Linked DNA regions of Homo sapiens: region 2 is linked to region 1. Evidence: chromatin loops called from intact Hi-C (ENCODE). Cell type or tissue: PC-3. All regions are shown on one strand. Links, peaks and the distances in the headings refer to the core of each region. The heading gives the core; the rest is flanking DNA. Region 1 overlaps CDKAL1 (CDKAL1 threonylcarbamoyladenosine tRNA methylthiotransferase). Region 2 has its middle 250 kb from the start of LINC00581.

The links. Peaks named below come from ENCODE experiments on the same cell type or tissue, not always from the same donor. Only the 100,000 strongest peaks of a DNase experiment are listed, where the experiment ranks them.
Region 2: it touches region 1 in a loop (11-fold over the local background); 1 of 110 quality-filtered maps calls a loop at or near these places.

Annotation. Positions count from the first base shown.
Region 1 is chr6:21,197,574-21,204,948 of GRCh38, forward strand. CDKAL1 (CDKAL1 threonylcarbamoyladenosine tRNA methylthiotransferase) reads left to right here. Exons shown (of 16, transcript NM_017774.3): 14 at 448-531; 15 at 3,537-3,701. Among named protein-coding and RNA genes, the nearest start is that of LINC00581, 310 kb to the right of the region's middle. In PC-3, for the core only: no CTCF peak of the experiment used is centred there; no DNase peak of the experiment used is centred there.
Region 2 is chr6:21,263,034-21,270,408 of GRCh38, forward strand. No RefSeq gene overlaps it. Among named protein-coding and RNA genes, the nearest start is that of LINC00581, 250 kb to the right of the region's middle. RefSeq lists enhancers at 338-838, 1,015-1,064, 1,085-1,144, 1,155-1,274. In PC-3, for the core only: no CTCF peak of the experiment used is centred there; DNase peaks (open chromatin) are centred at 2,478 and 2,808; H3K27ac peaks cover 2,521 bases.

The DNA.
Region 1 (7,375 bases), core at 1,293-6,292:
CTCATAACTCAAATGAATGTTTATTACTATTCTTTCATATTGCCAAAATATTTTCATGAATTTGGATTAGAAGCAGCTTGTTCTGGCTTGTTTTGCAACTTTGTTTCAGGAAACAAAGTGATATTTAGAAGATTTTTGTATGTCATAGAAGCTTTAATTATCTTACTTATGTTGAAGGAGATCAAATTCTGTTTCAGAGTTATGTAAGAAAATAAGAGTTTATACTATGCTAATTTTATGTTGCCAGATAATTAATGTCTTTCAAAAAATTTGAATCCGTGATTTGAACAGGGTTCGCTGTTAAATAACCAGCAATGTAGAGTCTACTTTAAATTCAAGAAGACGCTACTTGGTCCAGACCTACCTGGGCTAGCCTTTATTTTTATTTTTGGATTCACAGGTGTTTACCCTTATCTTTCCTTTCTTTCCCTCCCCTTCTCTCCACAGATTGGTGAAAGACAACAAGTGTTAGTAACAGAAGAATCTTTTGATTCCAAGTTTTATGTTGCACACAATCAATTCTATGAGCAGGTAAGAGGCACTTCAGTATTCTTGAGTTTTCTCCAAAGTGAGAAAGAGTTCTGAAAGTTTAAGCAAAGGGCATTTAAAGGGGAGAGTGTTGAATCTTGTCACAACAAGGCTGTTTTATCGCTTCAAGCCAGCCAGGCTAACATGGACTTTATCTTTGTGACTTACTCTACAATATGTTCTGTACAAAGGAATAGGTGTATTTAGTCTATTTTAGTTCACATTAATCTTTGACAGGACCAGCTTTAGGCTTTTGGGCGTTTGGAACCAGGCAATTAGCACTGCCAGAATTCCCACACCCTGGCAAAGCAGGGGGGAAAGTCCTGCTCAGACCACAGGAAGGATGTCTGCATGGGCGACAGCAGCATGAAAGGGCAGGGATTTCCTCTCGCTGGTACATCACCCGGACAGTTTTTTTAGTTGGTTGGTTGATTGGTTGGTTGGTTGGTTGGTTTTTTAGTTTTGTTTAGTTTTAGCATCTGTTTTTTTAACTTCTACCTTAATAAAAATGCTGGGAGCAGAGGAAAAGGAGTCTATTCCTTGGACTCAACTCTAATTGTATGAACAACTGTGCAGACCAGTGTGAGGATCAAACCAGCTTCACTGTGAGAGCTTTGAAGGCCATCCCTAGGGGCGCCCCCAATTACTAGCCCTCCTTCCCTGGCCATCTAAGTTGGCCTGCCTTTGCCCACCGAGGAGCCTGACTTCTGTTTCAGCATCAGGGTTTCTACTCCTCCAGGTGGGAGAGCAATTCAAAAGTGACTGAGGAAAAGAGAGTGCCTCTTTCAGGGTCATTGACCCTGGCAAGGGCCAAGGCCAGGGAAGAGATGGGATACGCCCTCCTCTCCCATCTTATGGTAGCCTGTGTCTCCCATCTCATGATAGCCTGTGTGGGAGACTGTCATGGGCGTACGGAGATTTTCACTGATCATTCTGGATTGTATTAAAATCAAATGGAGCTTCCTACTTTTTTGCTTCTTTCTTATCAGATAAGAGGTGAAAATGTTTGCTATGGATCATGGCTGGAATTAGAGCTTGAGAAGATGCTGAAGGCCAAGGTGGACAAGTCGGATGAGGGATGGGCAGAGGAAGCAGGCTGCCTGTGTCAGAAGGCAGGAAAGCAGGAGCTGAAGAGGCCCCCAGCATTGACATTCCCCAGGGAATCATCTCAGACTGGGCAGTGCGTCCCCAGGAAACAGGGGAGCTTTTCAAAGCCCAGACTAAACGTGCTCTGTTCAGTACCGGTGGAGACTGCAGTTGAGGAAGGGCTCCCAGCACTCCATGTCTGGCCTGCATCGCTTCCCCATTTCCCCATCTCATTAATATACCCCAGAGGGCCATTTTCCTATTCAGGCCAACCTTCTGCTCAGCCCTGGGGAGGAGCTTGATTGCATTTTGGTTGCCTCTTCTCTCTCCTTTCTCTTGCCATCTGGGTTTTGCCTCAGCAGGGAACTTTTTTCCCTTCATTTTAAAGGCAGTGGCATGCCTCGTTAGCTGCTTCCTCCAATTTAAAGCAGTCGGGCTTTTTCCAATTATTAAAACTGGAGGAGGGGAAAACACTGAGCCCTTCATTCAGATCAAGGCAGCAGATCAAGGAGGGTTATTTTTCCCCAGAATAGTACCAAATCTCCCAGGGTTAGTTTGGTCTAGAGATTTTCTTATTTTATAAAAACTGATTTAAATGGGCTTTTTATATCCTAACACTAAAGCTCTTTTAGTTCTTTTTGCCTGCCCTAAGTAATTCACCACCCAGGTGACCTTTTTCTTCTACTTTGATGAAGCAGTGTACTCAGTGGTCATAAAAATCAAACTCAGACCAAGATTCAATTTTGCCTTTCAGAGAGATTGGCTGTGGAACTCCTGGCTCTCATCTGACTTTTCTGTCTCTATAACTAAGCATATCAAAGATTTTCTAGGAATTATTTTTCTAAATAAGATGAGTTCCAGAGATGAAGATTGTATCTAGATATCCAAGTATTACTGGATTAGAACTGGTCTATTTATTTTGGATTCTAACTTGAAAAGACTGGCAAGTCGCTGCAGTGCTAAAATAGAAGTGTAAGGGAGACATCACACACACAAGCTACCTGTGGGTCCCAAAGGAAGGGAAACGTTTGCTTGAAGTAAACAAGTACTTTTATCAGGAATCTCTAGTGGAAAGAGACCACCTGACAGTTTCCTGTGAACAAGCCAAAGTACCCTTCAGAGGACTGGTTCTAGATGGAGGTAGATTCCCAGGACTGACAAACACATGCCTTTTCTAACAGAGCAAGGGAAATGAACGGCAGCTGTTAGTTTCAGGAGTCATTTAGCTCCAAACAGCAGTGTACAGTGTTATTGGAAGGTTCTTTTAAATGTACCTCCTTCTCCCTCAAAACACAGCACACACATGCACGGACACAAACACGCAGGCCTGTTTGAAGTGTCTTTTCAAACCATTACTCTGACAGCTCACTTGGAAAGTATTAAAAGTATAAGGCTTTCATCAGTATTGTCTCGGTTTTCCTCATTGCATGGAATAGCCAAAAGCAAGATATCAAAGGCCTGTCCAGAAGTGGCTGGCTGATTGCTGGGGGATTTCCCAGGTCTGCCTTCCACGTGCCTCAGGACATCAGGCACATCCTGCACTGGAAAAGCACTGCCCAGGGGCCCAGGAGCCCCTCCCAGGAGTGCCTTTCCTTCCTGCAGGCTCTGCAGACCCTTGAGCAGCTAGAAGATAGAGTCCACTTTGTAGGGGATCCCAGAACAGAAAAATGACATTGAGGGACAATGAGGAAACCTGGATAATTAGGTATGCCTTCGGTTAATAATATTAATATATCAATTTGGGTTCATTAATTGTGGCAAAAGTGCTATACTAATGTAAGACGGTAAATAATAAGAAAACTGGGAGTTAGGTATACAGGAGCTCTCCATACTATCTTTGCAATAATTCTATAAATCTGAAACTGTTCTAAAGTAAAATGTTTATTTTTAAAAATTAAGCCTCTGAAACAAATGTGTTTAAGGTTTTAGTGCCAAAGAACCCTGCGTTCATGGGGAAGATGGTTGAAGTGGACATCTATGAATCAGGCAAACATTTTATGAAAGGGCAGCCAGTATCTGATGCCAAAGTGTACACGCCCTCCATCAGCAAACCGCTAGCAAAGGGAGAAGTCTCGGGTTTGACAAAGGTAAGTAAAAGATGCTCTCCTCTCTACCCTGCTAGTAAAACAGCAGCTGTGGAAGCACAGTGATTCCAGGCCATGTTTCTGTTATCATTTATAGTTCCCTTTTTATGTATGCATGAGGCTTTAATCCTTTCTGACAGATTGAAATCTGAATTAGAAAGATGTGTTTTTGCTGATGCCGATAGCTTTGCTTCTCTGGCTGTAAAGAGAATAAGCTCTTTCTGCTTCCAGTTTAGAAGCAGGGGGTAAAAGCCATTATTTGCAGGTGAAAATGTTGACACCAAAAGATGATCTGATCCAGTATGTTTCTATGTCAGTAGATCCTGAGTGGAAGGGGATGAAGAAAGGGGTGTTTTCTTGCTTTACAAAGCTGTTTATACTGTAGTAAAAACCTACAGCTGAACAGGCACTAAACCATATCATATATGCAGTTATGGTGCCTTTCAGAAGGGTGTTAGCTGGATATCTACTTTAGTCATGTGGAGTGAAAATTAAACATTTTTTTCTTTCTATAAAAAAGTAACCTGACCCCTATTTTATACCTTGGTAAATATGGCCGTTTGCCAAGCTCTCTCACATTTCATTGAGCTACAGTTGTAAAAGCTGATGGAGTGTGAAATGAAAATGTGTATCACATTTCTAAGCATCATTTGATGTCCTTTCTCCAACACAATTGTTAAGCGCTTAAAAAAAAAAAGCATATAACAGTGATTTAACATATGGAAAAAAATAACTGATATTTATCTGGCCATGTAATTCCGAAATTGTTTTAATCTGTGCATAATCTTGTTCCTCAAAATAAATTGCAAGGACATGTTCGTTAAAATAAAGGGAATACCGCTTCACTCTGGCAATAGTACCGCTTCACTCTGGCAATAGCAACAAAGACAATACTATTGTCTGTGTTCTCACTGACTGTGGCACTGGATTCTTGTGTCCGACAGCAGTGATAATTCACATGTGCTTCACAAGTGCCCATGAAGGATCTGCGTGCATGGCCGTCTAACCCGTACTGGAATGGTATAGACCAGCTTTTGTTAAAATCCTACCAAATGCATCAGCCTGCATGATCAGGAGATAACTCTAAAACTTGATAAACATAACCATTCATTTTTGCTGTTTATTAAAAAAAAAAAAATTGTACTTGGGGGATAGTATGGGTGGCCAGGAAGGAGCAGTGTAACCTGGCATTTAAATTATATTGCTAGAGATTTGGCTTTTGATATGTTAGCCAATACTTTGAAAAATTTTTTAAGAAGTCAGCTTATTTTTTGTTTTGTTTTGTTTTTCCACATAGTGTGTTTTACAAGGTTAATTTTAGATTGCCACAGTGAAAAGGGTTTCTCAGCAAGTAGCAGTAGTGGGGAAATTATTATTTCAAAGACTCTGCCTGGTTTAATTCCTTCATGTTTGCCTCTTGGAAAGGGAGTATTGTAAACATCACCATTGATAATACATAAACAAGGAAATGTAGTGTCCCTCTATTCGTTCCTTAACTATAGTGTTACTGTCTAAAAGGGCAGTTCCGTTTAAATTCTCTGGGGCACCCTTTCTACTCTCCCATCCTTTCCTCTAGCCTAGAAAATGGTGTTATCAGTTCTACCACCAGCCCAGCTCTGAACCAGAATGGCCCAAAAGTCCCGGATAAGATGAGGAAGCCAGTTGGTTGCTGGTCTGTTAGAGCCTCTAGAAATAGTGTTGTAGCATGAGGCCAGTGGGGTAGGAATATTGATTTGGGTATTTACATTAAGAGAAACAGTAAGGCTTTTGTTGGTTCTTGTTTGTTTGTTTGTTTTGAGAGAGGGTCTCCCTCTGTCACCCAGGCTGGAGTGCAATGGTGTGATCACAGCTCATTGCAAACTCTGCCTCCTGGGCGCAAGCAATCGTCCCACATCAGCTTCCTGAGTAGCTGGGACTATAGGCATGCACCACCATCCTGGCTAATTTTTTTTTTTTTTTTTTTTTTTTTTTTTTTTTTTTTGAGTCAGAGTCTCACTCTGTTGCCCAGCCTGGAGTGCAGTGGCATGCAGTGTCAGCTCACTGCAGCCTCCACCCCCCAAGTTCAAGCAATTCTCATGCCTCAGCCTCCTGAGTAGCTGGAATTACAGGCATGTGCCACTACGCCCGGCTAATTTTTTATTTTTAGTAGAGACAGGGTTTCACCATGTCGGCCAGGCTGGTCTCGAACCCCTGACCTCAGGTGATCCGCCCACTTCAGCTTCCCAAAGTGCTGGAATTACAGACATGAGCCACTGTGCTCGGCCCCAGCTGATACTGTTTATTTTTTCTAGAGACAGGATCTCGCTTTGTTGCCCAAGTTCGTCTTGAACTCCAGGCCTCAAACGGTCCTCCCACCTTGGTCTCCCTGGCATCTAAAGCAAAATACTGTGCTTTGGACTTATTTTGTCTCACTTGACCTCTTTTTTTTTTTTTTTTTTTTTTTTTTCCTGAAATGAAGTTTTGCTTGTCGCCCAGGCTGGAGTGCAATAGCATGATCTCACTGCAACCTCCACCTTCCAGGTTCAAGCGATTCTCCTGCCTCAGCCTCCCGAGTAGCTGGGATTACAGGCGTGCGCCACCACACCCGGCTAATCACTTGACCTCTTTTGATGAAATTGATGAGAGGTACAACAGATTAGAAGGGTGTTATCAAAATGATGGTGGGAATGGGTGAAGGTTATATGCACATTTTTAGTGAAAGGGGCAGAAGAATAGGAAACTTGAGAAAAACACAGTTTTAAGATGCTAAGAACATCAATATTTTTATCTTGTGCTCACATGCAGCCTAATTTTTCCTGAAGAAAAACTGTAGATAGACAGGACGTGGGGTCAGCAATACCAAATCCATGACCATGTAATAGTTTGAAAAATTATCTGAAAGCCATCATCAAAGATTGGGATCAAGGATTTTTTTGTTTAATTCCATTATGGAAATCTATTTATGGAAATTTTATGAACATTTTCAAGCATACACGAAAGTAGAGAGAATAGTATAATAATCCCACATACCTATTACCCACCCTTAGCAGTCATCAGATGACAGCCAATCTTATGCCATCTGTGTTCTTATCTACCCCTATTCCCCCAACCCTGATTATTTTGAAGAAAATCCCATTTACATTTTATTTCATCTAGAAATATACTAGTAAATACCTCTAAAAGATAAAGATTCCTTTTACAAACATAATCCCAATATATTGTCAAATTTTAAAATCATTACCCATAATTGTTATTGGCTAAATACTCCATACCTACTGCTAGGACCCTAAGTCAACATTTATGGCGTGCTTATCGTAGCCAAATACCATGCTAAATATGCTACATGTGTTCACTCATATCGCCCTCATAACCCTGAGAGGAAGGCACTATTATTATCCCCATTTCACAAATAAGGAATCTGAGCATCCATAATTCAATAAATAGCTTATCTGGAGTCACAAAATTTGAAGGTAGAAGAGGGAAGCCAGGATTTATATCCCCACTTTCAAGCCTTTGTTTTCGTTTTTGTGTGTTTTAATTGTGGTAAAATATACGTAACATAAAATTTCCTGTCTTACTCATTTGTAAGTGTATAGTTAGTGGTGTTAAGTACATTCTCATTGTTGTACAACCCATCTCCAGAACTTTCCATCTTGCAAAACTGAAACCCTGTACTCATTAAACAATAACTCCTCATT
Region 2 (7,375 bases), core at 881-5,880, 65 kb after region 1:
TACATTTTAACATATTTAGAGATGGTGAACAGGAAGAAATAACTAGGGGATTTAAATGTGTTTAAAATTAATACATCACATAGCGCTTATAAGTATAATGAAATTCGAGGCGTGGTATCTCTTGACTTGAAACCATTTCTGGAGGCCTCATGAAAGAGGTAAGTTTGCAACCTGAGCTTGAGAGATGAGAAGCAAGGATCTCTTTCGTTCACGGAAAAACGGGCCTAGAGAGCCACTTCCAATGAGGAAAAAGAACATGAATCTGAAAGTCTAGATAAGCTGAGCGCTTGGTACCTGGCAGGTCCTCAAGAGTGTCTGGGGTATCCACCTCGCACCCCTCAACTACTCCAATGTTTAGGTGAAACAAACACAAGATGCCAAACAAGGCACAGCCTCATTACCCAAAGCACACCTTTTCTGAGAAACTGTGGAGGATGTGGCTTCCACATCCCAAACGCAAACCTAAAACCTAAGTTTCAATGGACTTGCTCCTCCCTAAGTCTCAAAGATGGAGGCTGGTTCTCGCCTCCTGGAGAGCTGGGGCTGCTGCAAAGGTTCTGAGCCATCTCAGAGTCTCAGTCGCCCCCGCCTGTGGAAGTGACAACTTGGGGGTCCTAAGGCTGCTTCTAAAAGACAGACCCTGCGCCCTGCACCAAGGGAGAAGTATGGGGTGTGGAAGGAGAAGCATGCGCACTGCCGTCCTCGCCAGACTGTGGGGAGGCCTTGGGAGCCAGCTTCCGGGCCAGGCCGGAACCAAAATGGCCCCACCCACTAGTGCCATGGTCTCCTGCGGCCAGAAAAATGGCTGCTCTTGTGTTCTGGAGGGGTGAGTAGGGGGTCCAAAGAGGGGCCACCAGTGTTTACTCCACACTGCTGCCTCCTTGGCAACGGGGGTAATTCCTTTTTTGCTCCAGAAACATGGGCAGATGTGGTTCGCAAGGTGTGCTTGGAGGCGTGACAAAGGCTGCTCCAGGAAGATGAAGAGGTGGGAGGTGTGCATGGATCGTGGTAGCTGAAGGTGTTGTGGGCAGAAAAGTCCTCAGAGGAGGCAGGGCCTGTCTGGGGTTGGAATGAGTCAGCGTCATCCGTAAAGGCCAGTTGCATCATGTCTAAAAGTAGCCCGCAAGTGTTGGGGCCAGCTCCCCACTTTGAATTTGTGAAAGACTTTGTAATCCCACGTCACCTAGCCACAGGCACTCCAGTATTAGAATCACAATATGTGAGAGCCAAAAGAGACATGAAAATCAACTGTTCAACCCTCTTATTTTACAGACGAGAAAAAAGAGACCAAGAGGGATTTGATGTCAGGCTTACAGTTTGATTACACCCTCCGAAAACATCATAAATTTCTGCTGTTGTTCTGTGGTGACACTCAAAAGACTATCCTTGTCATTTTCAAAAGGTGTCAGGTTTCCTACGTGGGACAAACCTCTAATTTACAAGCTAGCCTCTTCACGATGCAGCCTCTTTCGGTTCATTTTCAGTTCATCGTTGGCCACTGAAAATTTAAGATCCCTGCGGTGTGAAGGAAGTGTTAAACTATACTGTTAGTGGAAGTAGGTTGTGCTAAATTGGATATCTGCAAGCAGCTTTATGAGCCATAAAAGTCAACATCTTTCTTTCATTACCTTTAAAGGCTGTTTACAGAAAAGATAAGGCAGGCCCAGCTCAGGGTACCCATTGAGAATTAGTGGGAGGATCTGGTAGGAAGGGATAACAGGAAAGGATTCAGAATCGATGACCAGGCAGTGGAGACAGTGGCCTATGGACACAGGGACTAGCATGTCATTTATTTCTTCAGGAGCCTGCTTGTCACACTGATGTGGGACCAGGCTCCAGATGAAGGACCCAGTCAGAAAGGCTGTCATAGCTGGCTTCATTCTTCCTAACCCATAGCTGGTTTCACGAGCAGCCTTCCCACCTCGGGGTGGCATTCATTTCATAGATCTTGTCAACACTTGGTAAAAACTTAAAAAACCAGCCTATCTTATGCAGTACATTCTTTCGGGTTCTTCATAAGTCCTCAGTGTTTTCAGTCTGTTTCCTACCTCTCTTAACCAAAGCTGGTATGGTGCGGGTTGCACATTCACTTACAAGGAAAATACACATCCTCCTTTCATTTTCCTGTTCAATGATTTGCATTTCTCTAGAAGACTCCCACCTCATTGGGTTACTGGGGGGAAGGAGAGTGAGTGAGAGAGGAAGGAATACAAAAATGGCTCTAATCCATTCCAAACTAGTGATCTGTTCATAATGATATAAGAGCTAAAAGAGAGCTAAGTATGTGTAAGGTACTCTTAGGCATTTAAAAATGTCAGTTCATTGAACAATCATAACACAATTTTATGGGTACAACGATGAACCTCTTAGGACAGATCAGGAAGCTGAGGCACAGCAAGGTTTTATGACAAGCCACACAGTGAGTAATTGGTGGAGTGGGAGCCTCTTTGATGACACATAAGTGATCAGCCTTTGAGAGTTCCCCTCAACCCCCTTGCTCTTTTTGAATGTGACATCTAGGAAGACCCAGGGTAGGGCTGTAGTGAAAGAGAAGAGGACTGGTCCTTAGATTCACATGGTGGCCTCTGCGTCCTCCCTGGTCTCTGTAGTAGAGTGGTTGACCTCAAGGGCTACCTGGCCTGGGACCACCTGCCTGGCATTAAAAATGGGCATTAGCCCTTCAACAGAAATGGGCCATCTTTACAAATCAACACAACGTGTAAGCACTGAGCTTATGCTCATGAGACTAGCAGAACGTGTTTGGAGACATGAACAGACACTTCTTACAAGACATACAAGTGGCCAAGAAACATATGAAAAATTGCTCATCATTAATCATCAGGGAAATGCAAATCAAAACCACAATGAGATACCATCTCATACAAGTCAGAATGGCTATTATTAAAAAGTAAACAAATAAGAGATGTTGGTGAGGCTACAGAGAAAAGGGAACACTTACATACTGTTGGTGGAAATCTAAATGAGTTCAGCCACTGTGGGAAACAATTTGGAGATATCTCAAAGAACTTAAAACACTACCATTTGACCCAGCAATCCCATTACCTGGTATACACCCAAAGGAAATTAATGGTTCCACCAAAAAGACACATGCACTTGTATGTTCATCACAGCACTATTCACAAAGTGCAAAGATATGGAATCAACCTAGGTGCCCATCAACAGTGAATTACATAAAGAAAATGTGGTACATATACACCACAGAATACTATGCAGCCATAAAAGAGAATGAAATCATGTCCTTGGCAGCAACAGGGATGCAGCTGGAGGCCATTATCTTAAGTGAATTAACACAGGAACAGAAAACCAAATACTACATGTTCTCACTTATAAGTGGGAGCTAAACATTGGGTACACATGGACATAAAGATGAGAACGGTAGACACTGGGGACTACTAGAGAGGGGTGAGAAGAAGAGGGGCAAGGGTTGAAAAACTAACCGTTGGGATACTATGCTTGCTATGCGGGTGAAGGGATCATTCATACCCCAAACCTCAGCATCATGAAATAAACCCAGGTAACAAACCTGTACATGTACCTGCTGAATCTTAGTAAAAGTTGAAAAAGTAAAGAAATAAGTTATTTTTTAAAAGAACATGTTTTGGGGAAATGTGGGCCCTCAAATCTCTATTTCAGGCGAGGTTGAGGTAGTAGAGGAACCCATGGGAATTCTTTGTTTTTGTTTTTGTTTTGTTTTTTGTTTTTTGGTGTTTTTTTTTTTGAGACAGAGTCTCGCTCTGTTGCCCAGGCTGGAATGCAGTGGCGCAATTTCGGCTCACTGCAAGCTCCGCCTCCTGGGTTCATGCCATTCTCCTGCCTCAGCCTCCCAAGTAGCTGGGACTACAGGCGCCCACCACCACGCCCGGCTAATTTTTTGTATTTTTAGTAGAGATGGGGTTTCATCATGTTAGCCAGGATAGTCTCGATCTCCTGACCTCGTGATCTACCCGCCTTGGCCTCCCAAAGTGCTGGGATTACAGGCGTGAGCCACCGTGCCCGGCCCCCATGGGAATTCAAGGATGAGGAGTATAGCTTTCCCCTTACAGAAGTCCATTCAAAATTCACTAGGATGACCCAAGGAGTCAAGTTTCAAGAAACAATGTCTTAAATTACTTAGAAATACTGTAGTATTTGCCACAGGAGTTATAAATGTGTGTAAGTAGAAGACAGAAATCAATTCCAGTTCTGATGTGTGAATAAGAGCAACCTTTGGCAAAGAGGCAGAGGCTACATGTATTCTTCATGATCAAACAAGAATATAACTGCTAGAAATTGTTTGTCAATGTACAGTGGGGTTCCTTCGAGAGAATCTTTGGCTGAGAGGGACCCCATGAGAAGAACCCCATGATTTAAACCTCCAGGAATCTCTTCAAGATTATTGATAACTAACAATTAGATGGTATATTTTGATTCTGAATATGCAAAGAGAAGTACAAGGAGAATTTTACCCACTAAAGAAAAATTAAACATTTAAATCATCGTTTGTATATCCATGTTTATGGCAACATTATTCACAATAGCCAAAAGGTGGAAACAACCCAAATGTCCAAGGGATAAATAGGTAAACAAAATGTGGCATATACATAAATGGAGTATTACTGAGCCTTGAAAGGGAAGGGAATGAATAATAAGGAGTGAAGAAATAATAATAAGGAAGGAAGGAAGGAAATTTGGACACATACTACAACATGCATGAAACTTGAAGACATTATGTGAAGTGAAATAAGCCCGTCACAAGACTAATATGGTGTGATTTTACTTATATGAGATATCCAGAGTAGTCGAATTCATAGAGACAGAAGTGGAATTATAGTTGCCAGAAGCTGAGGGGAGAGGGGAATAGGGAGCTATTGTTTAAATGGATGTAGAGTTTCAGTTTTGCAAGATGAAAAAGTTCTTCTGGGGATTGGCTATACAGCAATGTGAATGTGCTTAACCCTACTGAATTGTGCACTTTAAACATGGTTACTTCGCTGGTAACCATTAAACCACTAAAATGGTACTGAACTCTATAGTTTGAAATGGTTACTTAATGCTATTAAATTGTACCCTTTAAAATGGTAAATTTTTGCAGTGAGCTGTGATTGTGCCACTGCACTGCAGTCTGGGCAGTAGAGCAAGACCCTTTCTCAAAAACAAAAGGTAAACTTTATGTGTGTCTGACCACAGTTAAAACTAAAAAATAAAAACATTCATCTCATCAAAACTGAAATGTGCAGTTAAGATGGTAATAATTTGTTCTATGGTCAAGGAAAATGCCTCCAAGAGTATTTCTCTAGCTCCCTATTCTTTTTTTTTTTTTTTAGATGGAGTCTCACTCTGTCGCCCAGGCTAGAGTGCAGTGGTACAATACCAGTTCACTGCAACCTCCGCTTCCCAAGTTCAAGAGATTCTCCTGCCTTAGCTTCCCGAGTAGCTGGGACTACAAGCACGAGCCACCACGCCGAGCTAATTTTTTATTTTTAGTAGAGATAGGGTTTCACCACGTTTGTCAGGCTGATCTCAAACTCCTGATCTCAGGTGATACACCCACCTCGGCCTCCCAAAGTGCTGGGATTACAGGAGTGTCTAGCTCCCTATTCTTAAACCAGTACATTGTGAAGCATAGGTGATTGCTGTCAATATTATTTCCCAGGAATTTAAGAAAGGAAGTTCTACCTGAATTCAGGTCTATGTAGAAAGTTCTCTTGGTCCTAGCATACTGAGATAGGTGAATTCAGTAGTGAAGGCCTAGTGGGTATTTTAAATTGGTGATCACCTCAGCTTCCTTGCCAAATGCAAGCATCTATATTTTGTACTGCAGTCTCTCTCCTTGGTTGCTCGTCAAACAGTGAACTTCAGGATATGCTAGAGCCTCACCATATCTCTGCTTCCTGCCACTTGTCTGCCATTGTTTTTGTAAATCGCATCCTGGGTCACAAGGGCATCTGAGTGAGAGTGTGGTGTGGTGAGCGCCAATCAGGCAGGGCCAACCATCAGGGCTCAGAAAACTTTGTTCTCTTCTTGAATTAAAGGATGAATGAGGCCGGAGGGTGCATCTTGCACCCATGTAGAAGATGGTCCGTGTCCCCAGCCTGCACAGAGACTGACAGCATCCTTTTGGAGGCATCATGGCGGGTAGTCATGCTCTATACCACAGAGTGTACATGGGCCTATGCTAGCTGAGGACCACCCTCTTGAATGATGACACTTTCACACCAAAAATGACCTCATGCTAGCAACTCCCTACTGATCTTTACTGTCCTGCCAGCCTATCTCCTGCCTTCCGACAGGAAGCGATGGTGGAAAAGCTGTCTCCTCCCAGCACCAGCACCAAGCAGCGTCAAGCATGTCTGCCACGTTGGCATTTGTCTGAGTTGGGCTCAAGTGGCGAGATCGCTTCTTTCTGGGAATACCCCAGTGTTCAGTACGTTTAGAGAGAGATGTTCCTGCTTCATGTTTAAATTGGGGATTGGGCCGGGTGCAGTGGCTCACGCCTGTAATCCCAGTACTTTGGGAGGCTGAGGCGGGCGGATCACAAGGTCAGGAGATCGAGACCATCCTGGCTAACACGGTGAAACCCCGTCTCTACTAAAAAATACAAAAAATTAGCCGGGCGTGGTGGCGGGCGCCTGAAGTCCCAGCTACTCGGGAGGCTGAGGCAGAAGAATGGCGTGAACCCAGGAGGCGGAGCTTGCCGTGAGCCGAGATTGCGCCACTGCACTCCAGCCTGGGCAACAGAGCGAGACTCTGTCTCAAAAATAAATAAATAAATAAATAAATAAATAAATAGGGGATTGAAGCTGGTTTAAATGAATGTTTTTAAAACCCCAAGGGGAAGGTGAAAGTATTTTTAAAGAGATGCTGGGCTGTCCCCTAGTAGTTTCCTAGGGCTGCCATACACATCACCCCCAACTGTGGGGCTTAAACAACAAAACAATTGATTCTCTCTCAGTTCTAGGGGCCAGAAGTCTGAAATCAAGGTGTTGGCAGAGCTGTGCCCTCTGAAGTCTCTAGGGGAAAAAATCTTCCATCCCTCTCCCAGCGTCTGATGGCTCCAGGCATTTTTTTGGCCTGGAGCTGCAGAACTGCAGTTTTTGCCTCTGTCTTCACATAACGTTCCTCCCTGTGTGTCTGAGTCTGTCGAATCTCCTTCTGCCTTTCTTTTATAAGGACACCTGTCATTGGATTTAGGGCCCACTGACCATCCGGGATGATCTCAGCCTTAATTACACCTGCAAAAATCCTTTTTCCAAATAAGATCATATTCACAAGTTCTGGTGGGACGTATCCTTTTGGGGGCAGCTAGTCAAACCGCTACTATTTACAGTAATGTTTCAACCAACATGGTGGAAAATGGGCTAAAACCTTTTTGGAG